3 separate regions of the Homo sapiens genome follow, and all the other regions are linked to region 2. A link is a loop called in an ENCODE intact Hi-C map of the cell type or tissue named here. Cell type or tissue: PC-3. All regions are shown on one strand.

Region 1 (5,000 bases), 130 kb after region 2:
TGAGACTCTGTCCCCCACCCCCACCCCCCACCAAAAAAAAGGAAAAGAAAAGAAAGAATTCCTGAGGCAGAAGAAAAGGGTCTTATATGGATTGCTTTGTTTGGTGTGAGACTGCCTTGCCCTTCTCTTCAAACAGAGGATCTTCTTTACTATTAGAGCTTTTTCCTCAAGGGTCACATGGGGTTTAAACACATTCTCTGGTCTAGAAAGTGCGCACCCCTGCGGATGTGAGGAAATGGGAGCCTACCCAGGTGAAGCCACCTGACCCACATAAATAAACAGTGGGAAAGGCCATCCACATTTTCTATCCCTGGCAAGTTGAAAAGTTAAGGTGGCCCCAAACTCTTGCTAGATCTGACATGAACCAGAGGTTGAATCTGGGACATACAGTCTGGGACTCTGTTGTCTAGCGGGGTTGAACTCAGCTCCCACCGGCACCAGATAAGCTTAGAAATTTTCTGCAGGCTTCGGTAGGGGAGATGCTAAAGAGCAAAATGACCCCTAAGCCTATCTGGTGTTAGTGGGAGCTGCTTTAACAGTGTATCATCTAAATATTTGTTGGTGCTAGATGTTCTGCTTTGTTGTTGGCTCAGTACTAGATAACAAAATCACAGATGTGTGAGAGGCATGTGTGCTTGGAGGTGGAAGCTGGGTAAGAAGAGACATTTTAGGCTGGGAGCGGTGGCTCACAGCCGTAATCCCAGCACTGTGGGAGGCCGAGGCAGGCAGATCACCTGAGGTCAGGAGTTTGAGACCAGCCTGGCCAATATGGTGAAACCTCATCTCTACTAAAAATACAAAAATTAGCTGGGCGTGGCAGCGGATGCCTGTAATCCCAGCTACTTGGGAGGCTGAGGCAGGAGAATCACTTGAACCTGGGTGGAGGTTGCAGTGAGCCAAGATCAAGCCATTGCACTCCAGCCTGGCGGACAAGAGCAAAACTCCGTCTCAAAAAAAAAAAAAAAAAAAAAAGAAGAGACATTTTAGAAAATATTGCCATTGAGATAATGTGCCTCTGACATATTACAATTTAAATTCACACTGTAATTTGGCTTATATTCTCTATGAGAGCATTAAAGTTGATTCCTTATTTGAATTGCAATTTCACTTCTTTATTTACTCAGAGATGATCACAGAAGGGTTCCCTAGAATTACTTAATGCTAGAAAAATAGCTCCCAAGAGTCAATCAAATTAACCATCCCTTCCTAACAATATAGAATCCAGCATACTTTGGTTCTCTCATTTGACATTTTGCATGATGACAGTTGCAGAATTTGACTTCTGGGCATTTTGGTTTCTCCCCAATTTAGGAGAATGCCCAGAATGCAGAAACATGAGAAGAATGAACAAAACAAAGATGACTTTATAGGTCTCCTTTGAAGAGCTTTGCATTTCTTCCAATTGCTTTCTCCCAGACTAAAAAAAAAAAAAAATTACCTCAGTAATATATTCTCGGGTAAAAATATAAACAATATAGAAGCAAACTGAGCAGAAAGTGAAAGTCCTTCTTTGCCATCCTCCAATCCCACTTCCCTCCCCAGAAGTTAAGAATCTTTCCAGACCCTTTTTCTATGTGTTTATATATGTGCATGTATATAGATGCACAAAAATACATGACCGCAAGCAAGATGCATATATTTCTTTACATAAATGGGAACGTATACACTATATATATTTTCCTATGACTTGCTTTTTTATTTACTAATATTTCTTGGATATCTCTCTACATATAAAGCTATCTTATTTTTTTTTTAAAACTACATATTATTCCATAATATATATGAATGTACTGCGTTTGTTTAAGCAATGTCTATGGATAGACATTCAGGTTGCATGCAGCTTGGGTTTTCTGATTTGTTTGTTTTGTTGCTATTAGAAACAGTAATCCAAATTTATTCTACCTCCTTTAAGCTGATAAAAACCATCCCTAGATGTGGATTTTCTCTCTCTATTTCTGCAGCAATAAGAGTGCAGATGGGTAGGAAAGGGAGAGAATGCAATTCCTTTTCTTCCTTCTGACCACCTTCTTCCCACCTTCCACCTCCCACTTCCTTCCTGTCCACAATATACAAAAAGAGAGCTCCCTCTACTGGGAATGCCATTGCCTTCCTCCCGCTCACCTGGGTAACTCCTTTCTTCCTGCAAATTGCACCTCACTCCATCTCCCCAAGGTCTCCAGCTCACCACCTGGGAGGTCAAGGGCCTTCCTTCATGTTCTTTTGGCCCTCTCTGTATCCGACATCATATTAAAGTTACCCATCCAGACACCGGCCCCTGAGGGGAGAGAAGGAACTCACCGTGTATCCTCAGCACCTAGCACCCGATCAGCTGCGGCAGGAGCCCAGGGGCATACCTGGTGACCTGAAATGAAGGACCTCCAAGTGAATAGATCTTCACATAGTGTGCACTTGGTTTAGTTACCATTAAATCCATGTTGAAGCCAACAGCATTAAATGATGAATCACCTGGATAACATCGGAGCCTCGGACAAGGTGTGCAGACTAAGAACAGGATTTCAGAAATGTTAAAATAACACACATCAATGCCAGCATTCGCCGGTCCTTTCTATGGCCTTCCCCACACTCATCACATTGGTAGGGATCACTCTGATATTGGCAGCAGGCTTCTGCCAACTGAAAAAGAGCAATACCTGTTCTGCAGGTTCTATTTTTAATTTTTATTAACATTTTTACCTGTGCCCTGCTTGATCTCTCTCAGGCAGGCTGTTCTGATAAAACCAGTTTCGTTATGTCCTTTCCCTGGTGCATTTCTGCCCAGAGGGAAGGCTAAGCACACAGAAGAGCCCGGAGACAGTTCCATCTGGAGTAGCCAGCGGGTCAGACCACAGGGCTAATCCTGAAACTAGACCATCAGGTATCTTGGAGATCAGCTAGTCAGTACTGGAGAAAAGGGTGGCTTGGAAGAGATGGATCTCATTTTATGGAAAGCACAACAAACACTGGTTCCACCCTGCCACCAGCTTGCTGCTCCCTAACTCAACTTGTAGAGAAATTCTGAAGAAAACTGGCAATCAGCCAAAACTTCCCACTCCGGCTTGTACAGCTGAACTCTGATATCCACACAGCCGCCCCAACAGTGAAAGAGAAGGAAGAGGGATGAGGAAAGGAGGTAGTGGAAGGAGCGGTGTGGACTGGTTCTTCTTCCTACCCTTCATTCTACAGAGAAGCACACTGACACCCACAGAGGTGAAGGGTCTGAGCCCCTCACTGTTGAGTTGGCGGCAGCCCTCTGGGAATTCAGCCCTCCTCCGTGCCAGTCTCCATGCTGTTCCTATGCCCTGCATGTTGAATAGGTACAGTAGTTATCGACCACACTTCTGGTATAATCTATGGCTAGGTGAGGGATCTACTAGGCCTTAAATGCCTCCTCCACTTGATTTGCCAATTTCCCATATAAAATAATGGTTTTATTCATTGGTTCTTTTATAAATGCAAATACCCCTGGGAGAGGCAACATAGCCTTAAAGGATTCATTAAATCTTTTCTGCAAAGTAGATGAACCATAGTTCATGACCTGGTCTGGCTGCTCCTACAGCTGTAAACTCCCACTGACCCAGATTCTTCCTGGCAGCCCACAGGAAGATGAGTGTGCGATGACTGGCAGATTAGCTCTTTCAGGTGGAAGACTGCCAGAGAGATGTGCCAGCACTCTCCTTGGCGGCAGAGGGTGGGAGAGCTTGCCTGGGAGTGAGGTGTATCCTCAGGCTCCTAAATCACCTGTGTGTGTCCATGCCCCCTCCTTCTCTCCTTGCGGTGGATTCCTTAGGTCTTTGCCAACTCCAAAAGCAGGGGTGCCTTCAAACCCTGACAGCTGCGCTGATCTGGTGGCTCTACCTTTAATAGCTATTTTAGGTTCCTTCTAAACCTTGTCGAGTCTCCACACTTCTACTTAGTTGGAGGCACCTAGAGTGAAAAACAATGTATATACAGTAGCCCCCATTATCTGCAGGGGTATGCCTGAAACTGCAGATAGTACAGAACTTTATACAGACTATATATTTTCCTATACATACCTATGATAAAGTTTAATTTAAACACTAGGCACAGTAAGAGATTGGCAGCAATAACTATAAAATAGAACGATTATAACAATATACTCTAATAAAATTTATGTGTATGTGGTCTCTCTCTGTTTCTTAAAATATCTTATAATACTGTCCTGCAGGTAACTGAAACCACAGAAAGCAAAACTGTGGATTACGGTGGGGGAACTATCGTACCACGTATACTACAGCAGCTACAAATGCTAGGAAGATTGTTTAAAGAAGCCTGGCCCCCCTCTTCCTCTTCGAGTTCCCTTGTGAGGATGAATAAAGGAAAGTAATGCATCCAAAGCTCACTGAGCTCCTTGGGGAGAGGGGGTATGAATGCCCAGATTCCGTGGTTTTACACCGGGCATTTAATAATACCACTGACAGCTAGACTTTCTCCTCCCTAACAGAATTTGATTGCATGAATCACCCAAAGGTCTTCTTTGCAAGAGAATTTTTTAAAAGTCAATGAAAGTGGAAAACATCATAGTCTTCCAATAATGACTGACAACAGGCAAGGTTCTGCTAAAACTGGGGGAGGGGGTACAATTCCTATGGGACATGGAGAGTTATTCCTCTCTGGAAAGTCTCAGAGACCAGAGAGGTAATGGGAAACACAAAAGCGAGTTTGACTACTGAAATTTAATAAGGCCTGACATTTCTGTGCCTAATCCTCATATATATTCCATTATGGTGATTTTCAAGACAGGCCACCAGAATGAGGCTGTCTTATGCATACAAAAGGGAGGCAGAAGGCAAGGGGAAGGAGGGGCTGTACTCACTATAAAAATAAGAGCAATCACAAATAATCTCAACAAAACTTTTGGAAAAACCAGTACTGATTTCCATTTCTCAAGAAATTCTCCCTTTAAATTATTCTGCCAGGCTCCAGTGAAATCCTAAATCAAGTTTTTTATAGGCTTAAAACACAAAATCCAATGTAAAACT
Region 2 (5,000 bases):
GAAGTTCTAAAAATGTGACCTAACTGTGATGGTGACCTAACTCACCAAACCTCTATGTCACAGCTAAGAGTCTTTGAGGATAAAAACAGGAATAACGAAACTGCTTTAGTATGAGTGGTGATATAATGTAAATAGTTCTCCAGAGATAAATGTATTAATAAGGTAGAAACTTGAGACACTTCACAGATGTTTAAGTGTTTGGGAAAAAATAGAGAACCTTCCTTAAGCAAAGTAACACACGTAACATAGTGCCTGATATTTAGTAGATCCGCAGTAAGTCTTCCTTTTCCTCCCTTTCTCATCTCTAAAGTAGTGAACAAGGGAAAAATGAGACTAAGTCTCCTTATTCCTCCAATACTTGTATTGGACTGAAGCCAGGTTTGCATAAAGCCACTGTAGGGAAGAGCACTAACACTTGTAGAACCAGGTCTAACACTTTCAGGAATGGGGCCAGCAAATAAGCATATAATATTTATTGAGCACCTATTTCATTCCAGGCACTTTATATCAGAGATTTCATTTATGCTTAAAACAATCCAGTTTCCATTTTGAAGATGAAGAACCAGAGAATCAAAAGTTTAAACATTTGCCCAAAGTCAAATAGCTGCAAAAGTGGCAAAGTTGCTCACTGTGTCTGGCCCAAATTGTGCTGTTTCTTAAACTATGCAATTCTTAAAATCAACATATAAGCCCTGAGAGGGCAGCATGATCACCTGACTGATTTGCCTTAGGGATGATATAGAGACATTAATTGCTTTCACCCCTACATGCCTTTAAGTAAACAATGATATTATTTTTCTTCTTGCAAAGATAATACTAGTTTAATTGTAGAACACTTAAACATATGGAAAAGTAAAAAGAAAAAAATAGGTCATCTAAATCTTGTCACCCAGAGATAATCAGGGCTAACATTAGGCATCTCTCTAATGCTTTTTCTGTGCTTATATATTTGTAGATATTATACAATTTATGAAATACATACATACAAATACATACTTTCTGAAAATTGATCATAATGTACATACTTGATTTGCAAACTGATTCTTGCTCATTCAAACAGATTACATATGAAGAAAGTTTTTCTAACTTAAAATTATGAGAACTGGGTATTATAACAATATTTTGATAAACAATGCCATTTGCATTAATGAAAGTGCTACAATATTTATTAAGTTTATTGAGAGTGCCAGAGGAGGAATAAAACCAGTAAGAATGTTAAAGGCTTTTTACACCTACTAAAATAATATTCATTATGTGAAGCATAATAGCCTAATCTCGCACAGAATTGATGTCCAATGCTAATATCAGTGCTGAAAGTAAACAAAGTCCAATTGTATCTCCTGTGAAACTGGAAGTTTTGTATACCCTCAATCAGCGATAGAGAGCACCAGAGTAACTTACTTTCAGATATTAGGAGACCTCAAATTACCTATTATTTTACAAGCCTGGCTGAGAGAAATAATCAGAGAATACTAAGTGACACGCCACTTACCTACTCTTCTAGGGTACTCTTAAGTTCTATCCTTGAATCAAATAAGGTATATAGGCTATAATGTGCTTAGACATCTTGATTTCACTGACCTGAGGATCCCTGCAAGAAGCAGGTATGTGAAATTCACTCCTACGTTTACTGTAGAAATGCTATCGAGGGTAGCTCTACCACACCACTTAATGCCCCCAATATTAAACTCTTTGAATTTGTTTTAGATTTCAGTACCAGGAAAACATGTCTTGCTGAGAAACATATATGCTTCTTCCTTCATCATCATAGCAACAATTTTAATGATTGTGATTTCTAACCTCTTCTTCCCCAGCCAGGAAGCTGAGAGCCAAATTTGAAGCCAAATCAAAAAAATTATGTTAATTCTTAATATTAGCATCTTCTCATGTTACTCTTCCCTGGTATTGTTTTCTGTTTTCCTTTTATTACCCTCATTGTTACATTTGTATATAAAGGACGATTCTTCCTTATTTCTTTTCTCTCAATTTAGAAAGTGAAAGCAAGCATCTTTTTTGTTAAAGAAATGTAGCATTTTCGTTAGAAATTTCATTTCACTAGAAATGAAAATACTGTTTCACCACCTGATTATTTTGTTCATCTCAATTTGTGTAATCATATAGGATTTTTGTCTTGGCCCTTGAAATTTAGAAAGTACAGCTAGCTGCAGCACTCTTTTTAATCTTGGCTGCCCGTTAGTGAACCCTTTTGACCTAATGACTGACCTCTTTTCAGTTGAGAGAATTTTTCTTCTATTATTTCTTTGATGATGATTGCTTCCCCTTCATCTCATCTATTCACTCATGAAGATAATTATTTCTTAGAAATAAACACTTTTAAGGTGGCCAATTCACCTGATTTGCTTGTAACTTTCCCAGTTTTAGCACAAACCGGATGGTTGGTCACCCTACACTTGGCTAAGCTATTGAATCTCTGAGTATAGTGGTTTTCAAACTCTTCATCATGAGAATAGAGTTTTATATATTTTTAAATCTCCAATCCATTGTGGACTGATATTTTTGAAAATACAATAAAAATAAATACAACAAAAATGAGATAAAAAATATAAAAGACAAACCCAATTTTAAAAATTATTAGATTCAACAGAATTACAGTTACTCTGTCAAATTGCTCTGAAAATTTTAAATGAGGACTCTCAGTTTCTATTGGTTGCTTGTAAAATCTGCAGTCACCTAGTGGACAAAACTTTGAATAGTCCCACTCTAGGATTTCTCTAATCTGCTCTGATAATCCCTTGCATCTTCTCCACCCCACATTCCGTTCTCTGCAGCCTGGGCTAAATGCCTTTTTTGTGTTTACATACCCCATTACAGTAAGCTGTGTACTTCCTGAGGGGCAGTGATGAAGTCTTATTTATCTTTCTATGCCCAGCACTCAGCACACTGCCAGGCAAGAAGTTTGTTAGGCTGTTGTATTTATTCAATCTTTGTTGAGGCTAGAAGAAATTACAACCAAGTTTTAGTTATGGTTGTTTTGGGAAGGATGGGACTGTGGGGGCTTTGCTTATTTTTGTACTTTTCAGTGTTTTCTAAGTTTTTCTAACACATGTGTTAAAAATGGGAAGATTTAAGGATTATTCTAACAATCGATATTGTAGAATAAGTGACATCTACCTCATCATGGCTTGTGGTCAGTAAAAAGTCCCCTTTCACAGTGTAGTTGACTTGTAGGACAGAGCCCAGTTTGTGTGAGAAAAAGAAAACAATACTAAACAATCCTTGTCATCATTGAGGAACAGGATCCTACTCTCATCCTATTTCGATTAGGAAAGTCATCAAGAGATTAAAATTACTAATTTTGGAAGACAATCAGGAAATTTTGTACAAAATTCCTCCTAAATATAGAGGATAGAAAGTGTTTCCTTTTCACACTGGGTCCCTTTTCAAGTGGCCTGTGATATTGTGAAGTTTGATAACTACCTTGTTTGTATTACTCAGATGCTGGAATAACTGGATGGGATCATTTAAACTATGAGTGATGGGGTCCTGACTTCCCTACCCAAAGAATAGTACTATTTGAACTGGCAGTTAATCACAGCTTTTTTAAAAGTGACTTATCTCTAATGTACAATATGACTAATTTAGCAGCTAAGCAATTTCATTGTGATCTTGGTGTCCGTGGAATTCCTGTCACCTATCCAACAGTTAAGTCATATTGCATAACTGTGGGGTGACATCACCATGCTACAAGATTATTGGCTGGAGACAAGAAAAAAAAGTTTCCTGGACTGTAAGCCTTTCCGGTATCTGAACGAACGACTTGTGCTGTTACTGCAGTACAGCCAGAGAGAAAAGTAAAAAGGGATTTATAGTGGCTGGCTTTTGGTGTGTCACTGGAAATCACAGTCTGTAGCACACGAGGAGATTCTCCAATGTGCCTAATTATGAGATCTCTTCCCTTTGTGTCATATTCCACAGTATCGGTCATTAAGATGTGGGGTGAGACAGCCGAGACAATGGCATTCTCTTGTAATTAGAGCATTTTATTTTTCTAAGAACTTTATAGTCTTCCCTTTAGAAGCAATACTTTAAAAAAATGCAGTCCACCATCTGCTATACACATAGAAACTGAAGAGATGGTCAGCGGGGACCCAGCTGAAAACCTTTTATGGCTGAAAGCCCGTTTATTTCCCAGGGAACTGGTATACAGGTTAATCACCACATAATACATACATTTGATTTAATTGTATAAGATATCAAACTTTAAAACTACCCACAGAAATGCCTAAATCCTGGAGCAATAGCTGATTGAAATTTGGGAATATAATGGCTAACCTTTATTGTTTACTATTTATTGTTTACCATCACTGTTCTGGCTAAAATTTATTGTTTACTATTTATTGTTTATTATCAGGTTCGAAGTAATTTACATATATTAATTCATTAAATCCTATGAAGGCAATACTATTATTATTCCCAGGTTAAGGATGAGGGAATGGAGACTGTGAGATCACAAAACTGGAAAGGAGTAGAACCAGGATGTGAATCCAAGTGGTTCAGCACCACAGCACACAGTCTTAACTGTTGCCTTGCACTGTATATTTTGTAATAATAATAACAACAACAATTATTACTACTCCTGCTGTTGATACTACCACTGCTACTTCCATCTACTAAATGCTTTTTATCTGACAGACTCTGAATTATAACCATCATATCTCTTCATCAACTCTACGAGATAGAAACTGTGCCATTATTATCCCCACTTGATAGATTAGGAAAATGAGACACATAGAAAATCAGTCACACAGACAGTAGGTAACAAAGCAAGGATTCAACCTCTGTCTAGATCCAGACTCCATGCTTTTAACCACCATACTACACTGCTTTTCAATAGCTGCCATTTATTGAGTACCAACTAATGTGTAATCCTAACAAATATCCTGCATTGTAGGTATTATTAGTCCTAATTTACAGATGAGAGAATGGAGGTCCCAAGAAATCAGGTAACTTGCCAGTTTCTAAGCAGCAGAGCCAGAATT
Region 3 (5,000 bases), 55 kb after region 2:
AAATCATCAGGCTTGCAGTCATCCAGTGTTCAACCAGTCAGGCAAAGAATTCTCCAAGGCAGTAATTCAACAGAAGCTTTGTGGATTTGTCAGACTGATTCAAGGGTTTGGAATGACTCACTGGGGCTTGGGTTAAGTAATCTCTGCTTAATCATATCACTTGGAGCAAAGGTAAGTTGAAGATTTAAATCCTGGTGGCTCAGTATCTCATCTGGACACTGGCAGAGTAATTCTCAGCCCAGCAACAGTGTCAGGGTCAGAAAAACAGCCCCAAATGCCTTGTATTATTGTACAGCAAGACAATGTCTGCATGGGTTAAAAAGAGTATGTGCATATGTCTGTGTTTATGTATATATATGCACACGTACAAATACATTAATATATTCACATACATATATTTGTACATACTACACATGTATGTACACATGGGAAGAAAACAGATTTGAAAATTTCTCAAGTCTCTGGAACAGAGACATCTTTATAAGCTTCGAAATGATAGAAATAATTACAAAATGAAGAAAAAGCTCAATTGATTATAAGAACATTAATATGTTCTGCATATAAAAACACCAGAACAACAAAAATACAAAACACTGGGAAAATACTTTTGGTAAGTATGACAGGTAAAGGGATGACATCTTAATTATTTAATACACTCATGTACAGCTATATAGTGAGGTGACAGTAAGAGCCTCAGCTTTGATGTTAGACTTCCTATGATATAAACTTATCTGGGTCCCAGTTTCTCCATCTGTAAAATGGTTATTATGGTAATACTTTTTGGAGTTTTGTGAGGTTTAGATGTGATATATATGTAAAATACTTAGAACAGTGCCTAGAACTTGATAAACACTCAATGGGAGTTACCTATTATTGTTATTAGTAAAAGCAAAATTGTTAAATAAATCAAAAATGACCTGAACTGTCAACTGCAGTTGTAACACAAGGGAAATGTTCAAATTTATAATTTATTCAAGAAATATATTGTTGTACTTGGCCAGAGTAGTTAAAAAATTAATACCCAATGCTAGTGAAGATGAAGTAAAACTAATACACTTTTTGTGGCAATAAGGTTAAAACTATACTTTTGAAAAGAAAATTGGCAATGTATATTAAGAGTTATGCAATGTTTAAATTCTTGTTTAATTTGATCACTTTGCAACTTATAATTTTCCTTAAAGATATAATCCAAAGAGAGAATACCTTATAAACTATTTTTTTCTGCATTGTTTATGAGAAGAGCATAAAGTCCAAAGCAGCTAGCATACTGCTTTGGTTGATTACATTCTGGTACAATAATTGTATGTATATGCATCAATACCAGATGATAGTTATTTGCAACAAAATGGCAATTCATATACTGTAGTTATGTAGTTTATATTAAAAATATAAAATTCAAAGTTATAATGACTATATAGCAACATTCTTATTATGTAATTTTGAAATTTTATATATTTTCCCCATACTTAAACTCATATTAAAAGCTTGGGAGGCAATACATGTAAATGAAAATTGTTGTGTTTGGGTGATGCAGTTATGAGTAATCATTTTTCTTTCTTTTTTTTATCTTTAAAATTCTTTAAAATTACTTTTAAATTATAAAAGTAATTCATGCTTATTGTTTAAAAAATTGCAAAGGCATATAGAGCAGAAACTAAAAGTCCCTTATGAATCCCCTCTCCCAATTTTCTACCCTCCCATCTCTGTTCCAACTCCTCAAATCTCACACTCTTCCTCAGCAATGACCACTTAGGAATATGTCCTCCTAAATACCTCTCTATGCGTTTACACATACATACATATATCTGCACATTTACCACACGCATTTTTCTTACATTAATGGGATTTCTACTATTCTGCTATTTGCCTTTTTTGCTTCATTGGTATATTTTCTTTGGTCTTATTCCTTGTCAGTTCAAATAGAATCATATGATTATTACATTTACAATATGGGCACACAAAGATTTGTTTTTATCAACCCATTATTGATGAATTTTTGTGCAGTCTTTTTTTTGCTATTGGAAATATTGTTACAATCCTTGTACTCTTTGTTAATATGTGTATTTCTTTAGGACAGGTATTTAGAATGAAATTGCTGGGCCGAAGATTTGCCCATTCAAATTTCTAAGAGTTGCTTCCAAACCATACTGTGAGAAGATTTTATCAATTTTTATCTCCATAAATTTTTTTAAAGAAAATAGTCAAACCAGAAGTCCCATGAAACTAACTTAAGAGATAAGCAAAAGTGTCTATAGCCCATTGACTTCCATATCAGAGGTAGGTAGCTTAATTTTGGTTTTATTCTTTCAGTTATCCTTATAAATTTAACTAACTCATGATTCTACCATACCCCTCATTCATTTTTTACTTTAACTTTACTTTGACGTTCTGGTCAGTATGCTCATTTCTAGGTTTTGTCCTAGAAGTGTGTTTGAACTGGTTGGATCAACTTAGTAAATAAAGATGAGTAACTTTGTAAATAAAGCTAATTTTGACACTGTTCCTAGAGCCGCTGGGCATGGTTGTGCTGTTGTGCTCTACAAAGGGGACTCAAGGGCACTGACATCCTGTCTGTGCTCCACTCACCAAGCCCTGTACCCTGGGTGCAGGCAGGGGAGGGCAGAGTCTGCTTGGAGGAAATAGTTCCTTTCCAAATTCATGTAAAAAATGGTTTATTGAGGTCTTAGCTGCCCTGATGATTCATAATTAAAATTTTTTTAATTTAACTGATTCTTTACCTCTCAATAAAGTTTGCCATATTAAAAGGATGATGAAAAATTTACAATTAGCCTTAGAATTTAAAGGGTAAGTATAGTTCAAACATAGTTCTGTCAGAATTTGGCTATGATGAAAAAAAGTTTTGGTGAGCTAAGGAATCCAAGGAGAATACACATCATTAGGAAAAGAACTATAATTGAAAATTCAGAAGCAATCTAATAATTTCCTTATCATTGATAGATTTTGGAAAATCATAAAATGAACTCATGCATATACTGCCAAATAATGAAATAGAATAGGGCTAGGATACATCTAGTTTATAATTATTATAGTTGTTGAGTATTGTTCCACTGTTAAATATCTTTTTTTTGGAAAGCTCTAACTGAGATATATTCAAGCAGATATAATTATTGCTGTTCCATAGATGCTAAACAAGATATTTCATGTTATCTGTAATGAGGCATGAAGTAATTACAATTTCAATGGTGAGCACTTGATAAGTTGTAGATCATCTTCCAATGTAAGAAGACATCCTCACTCCACTTTATAATGTTTAAACTAGAACTCACACGGTGTGCCTGTGAAAGCAGTCAGCAGTGAACAACTTAAATAGAAAATACTGAGCATAGAGTTGATGGACTGATGTGCATGGATTGGGCAAGGATCTCATAAAAATCTTAACATGAGCTGATCCTATGGGCCTAAGTAACATCAGGAAAGGTTTAGGTTACACCCAAAGGTAGGAAGGAAGAAAGGAAAAGGACAGACTTGCCAAGGGAAGTATTGTTACCTGAAGTTTCCAAGGTAACAAAATTATCTTTTGGGGATACCTTTATAATAAGACACATGAGTTTATGAATGTAGGCTTTAAACTTTTTTTTTTTCTTTTTTTTTTTAGAGATGGGGTCTGGCTAAGTTGACCAGGCTGGTTTCAAACTTCTGGGCTCACGTGATCCTTTCACCTCGGTGTTCAGGGTAGCTGAGACTTACAGGCACACACCACCATGCTTGGCTATGGCTTTTTTTGTGTGTTGTTTTTTTTTTTATTTCTGGCGATGGCAGGAATGTAAATTTTAGGAGAGAATGAGAGACTAGCTCTTGTTAGGGATTCTAAAATTCCACTAAATAATTCCTGACTCTGACAGTTGGCAGGTATATTCTGGATGGGCTCTAATAAATTAGATCAGTATTTAACAAGGAGAATTATTTTTGCTTTGCTTTCTGTGACTTTGGATTCACTCAGAAGGAAAGTGAGGGCAGGATGAGTATGGACCACAGTTCTCATGCTCCTTCTGGCAGCTCTAAAACCATCAGAATCTAGGACCATCCCTGCCCTTGACTGCATGGGGAGTTTGGATCTACTAACATGAAGTTGCCAAGTCACAGTAATATCAAATTCAGCCTGGGCCCAGCTGTTGAGTCCCTGAAGTTCTCAGGCAAAATGAGAACTGGTAGGACTGGTAAGAACAGAGCATCAGGTGGGTGGGCAGCATAAGATGTGTGTGCTAGAAAGAGGAGAGGGGAGGATATGCATGTCAGCAACGACTATTTGCCACATTCTCTGAGGCTGGCAGCAGCTCTGGAGCAAGACATTCTGAGTTACTGGGGCAACAAAAACTGGGTTGGTAAAGCAAAGCCACAAGTAGTTCTTAAATTTCATTTAAGCCTCAGAATCAAGCCTCTTATTAAACTGCTAAACTGGGTCAGTTTACAAATAACATTGGACTGGTCTCAACCACCTCATTAATTCTCTTCTAGTTTATGTCACAGAAACTAGTCTATGCCTTCTCACCTGTCTGTAGGATGATCCCCTGGTTAACTGAATATAGTCTATGTGTTTTTCTCTAGAAGATATATGTCCTGAGGTGAAATCCCAAATCATAAGACACCCATAATTTACCATTATAAGAAAACAAAGAGCTCAATTACAATGACAATAATAATAGTTAACATTCATGGAGTGCTTATGGCTAACTACTGTGCTGAGTGTTTGTACACATTGCATAATTCAATACGGAAAACATCCACTTTGAAATATAGACTAGTAGTTATTATCCTTATTATAAAGTTGAGGAACCTGAGTGATAAAGAAGTTAAGGAGCTTGCCCATGGTCACATCGCTAGTAATGGCAGTAACCAAGATGTTTGGCTCCCATAAGGAAAACCTAACCAAACCTAAGGAAATCGTAACCCTTAATATACTCAAGGAGCAGGCTAGATCCACTTATTTATTGTAGCTTCTTTTTCTTCTCTTTATCCATGAATATAAACTATTTCTGAAC

Evidence for each region. Hi-C counts contacts between places; a loop is a spot of excess contacts. Peaks named below come from ENCODE experiments on the same cell type or tissue, not always from the same donor. Only the 100,000 strongest peaks of a DNase experiment are listed, where the experiment ranks them.
Region 1: it touches region 2 in a loop (3-fold over the local background); 13 of 110 quality-filtered maps call a loop at or near these places.
Region 3: a loop joins it to region 2, with 4 times the contacts of the local background. A loop is called at or near these places in 8 of 110 quality-filtered maps.

Annotation. Positions count from the first base shown.
Region 1 is chr3:150,236,297-150,241,296 of GRCh38, reverse strand. LINC01213 (long intergenic non-protein coding RNA 1213) reads right to left here and starts at 2,778. Exons shown (of 3, transcript NR_110168.1): 1 at 2,695-2,778; 2 at 2,299-2,362; 3 at 1,091-1,417. In PC-3, a CTCF peak has its summit at 2,110 (motif pointing left); DNase peaks (open chromatin) are centred at 2,096, 2,696 and 3,636; H3K4me3 peaks cover 2,596 bases; H3K27ac peaks cover 2,958 bases.
Region 2 is chr3:150,370,686-150,375,685 of GRCh38, reverse strand. No RefSeq gene overlaps it. Among named protein-coding and RNA genes, the nearest start is that of TSC22D2, 35 kb to the left of the region's middle. RefSeq lists enhancers at 3,530-3,824, 4,783-5,000. In PC-3, a CTCF peak has its summit at 2,725 (motif pointing left); DNase peaks (open chromatin) are centred at 2,795 and 3,665; H3K4me3 peaks cover 2,251 bases; H3K27ac peaks cover 2,879 bases.
Region 3 is chr3:150,315,193-150,320,192 of GRCh38, reverse strand. The region is part of intron 1 of LINC01214 (long intergenic non-protein coding RNA 1214); the gene reads left to right. The region is part of intron 1 of LOC107986141 (a long non-coding RNA gene); the gene reads right to left. Among named protein-coding and RNA genes, the nearest start is that of LINC01214, 6.1 kb to the left of the region's middle. In PC-3, no CTCF peak of the experiment used is centred here; DNase peaks (open chromatin) are centred at 72 and 2,512; H3K4me3 peaks cover 1,338 bases; H3K27ac peaks cover 2,085 bases.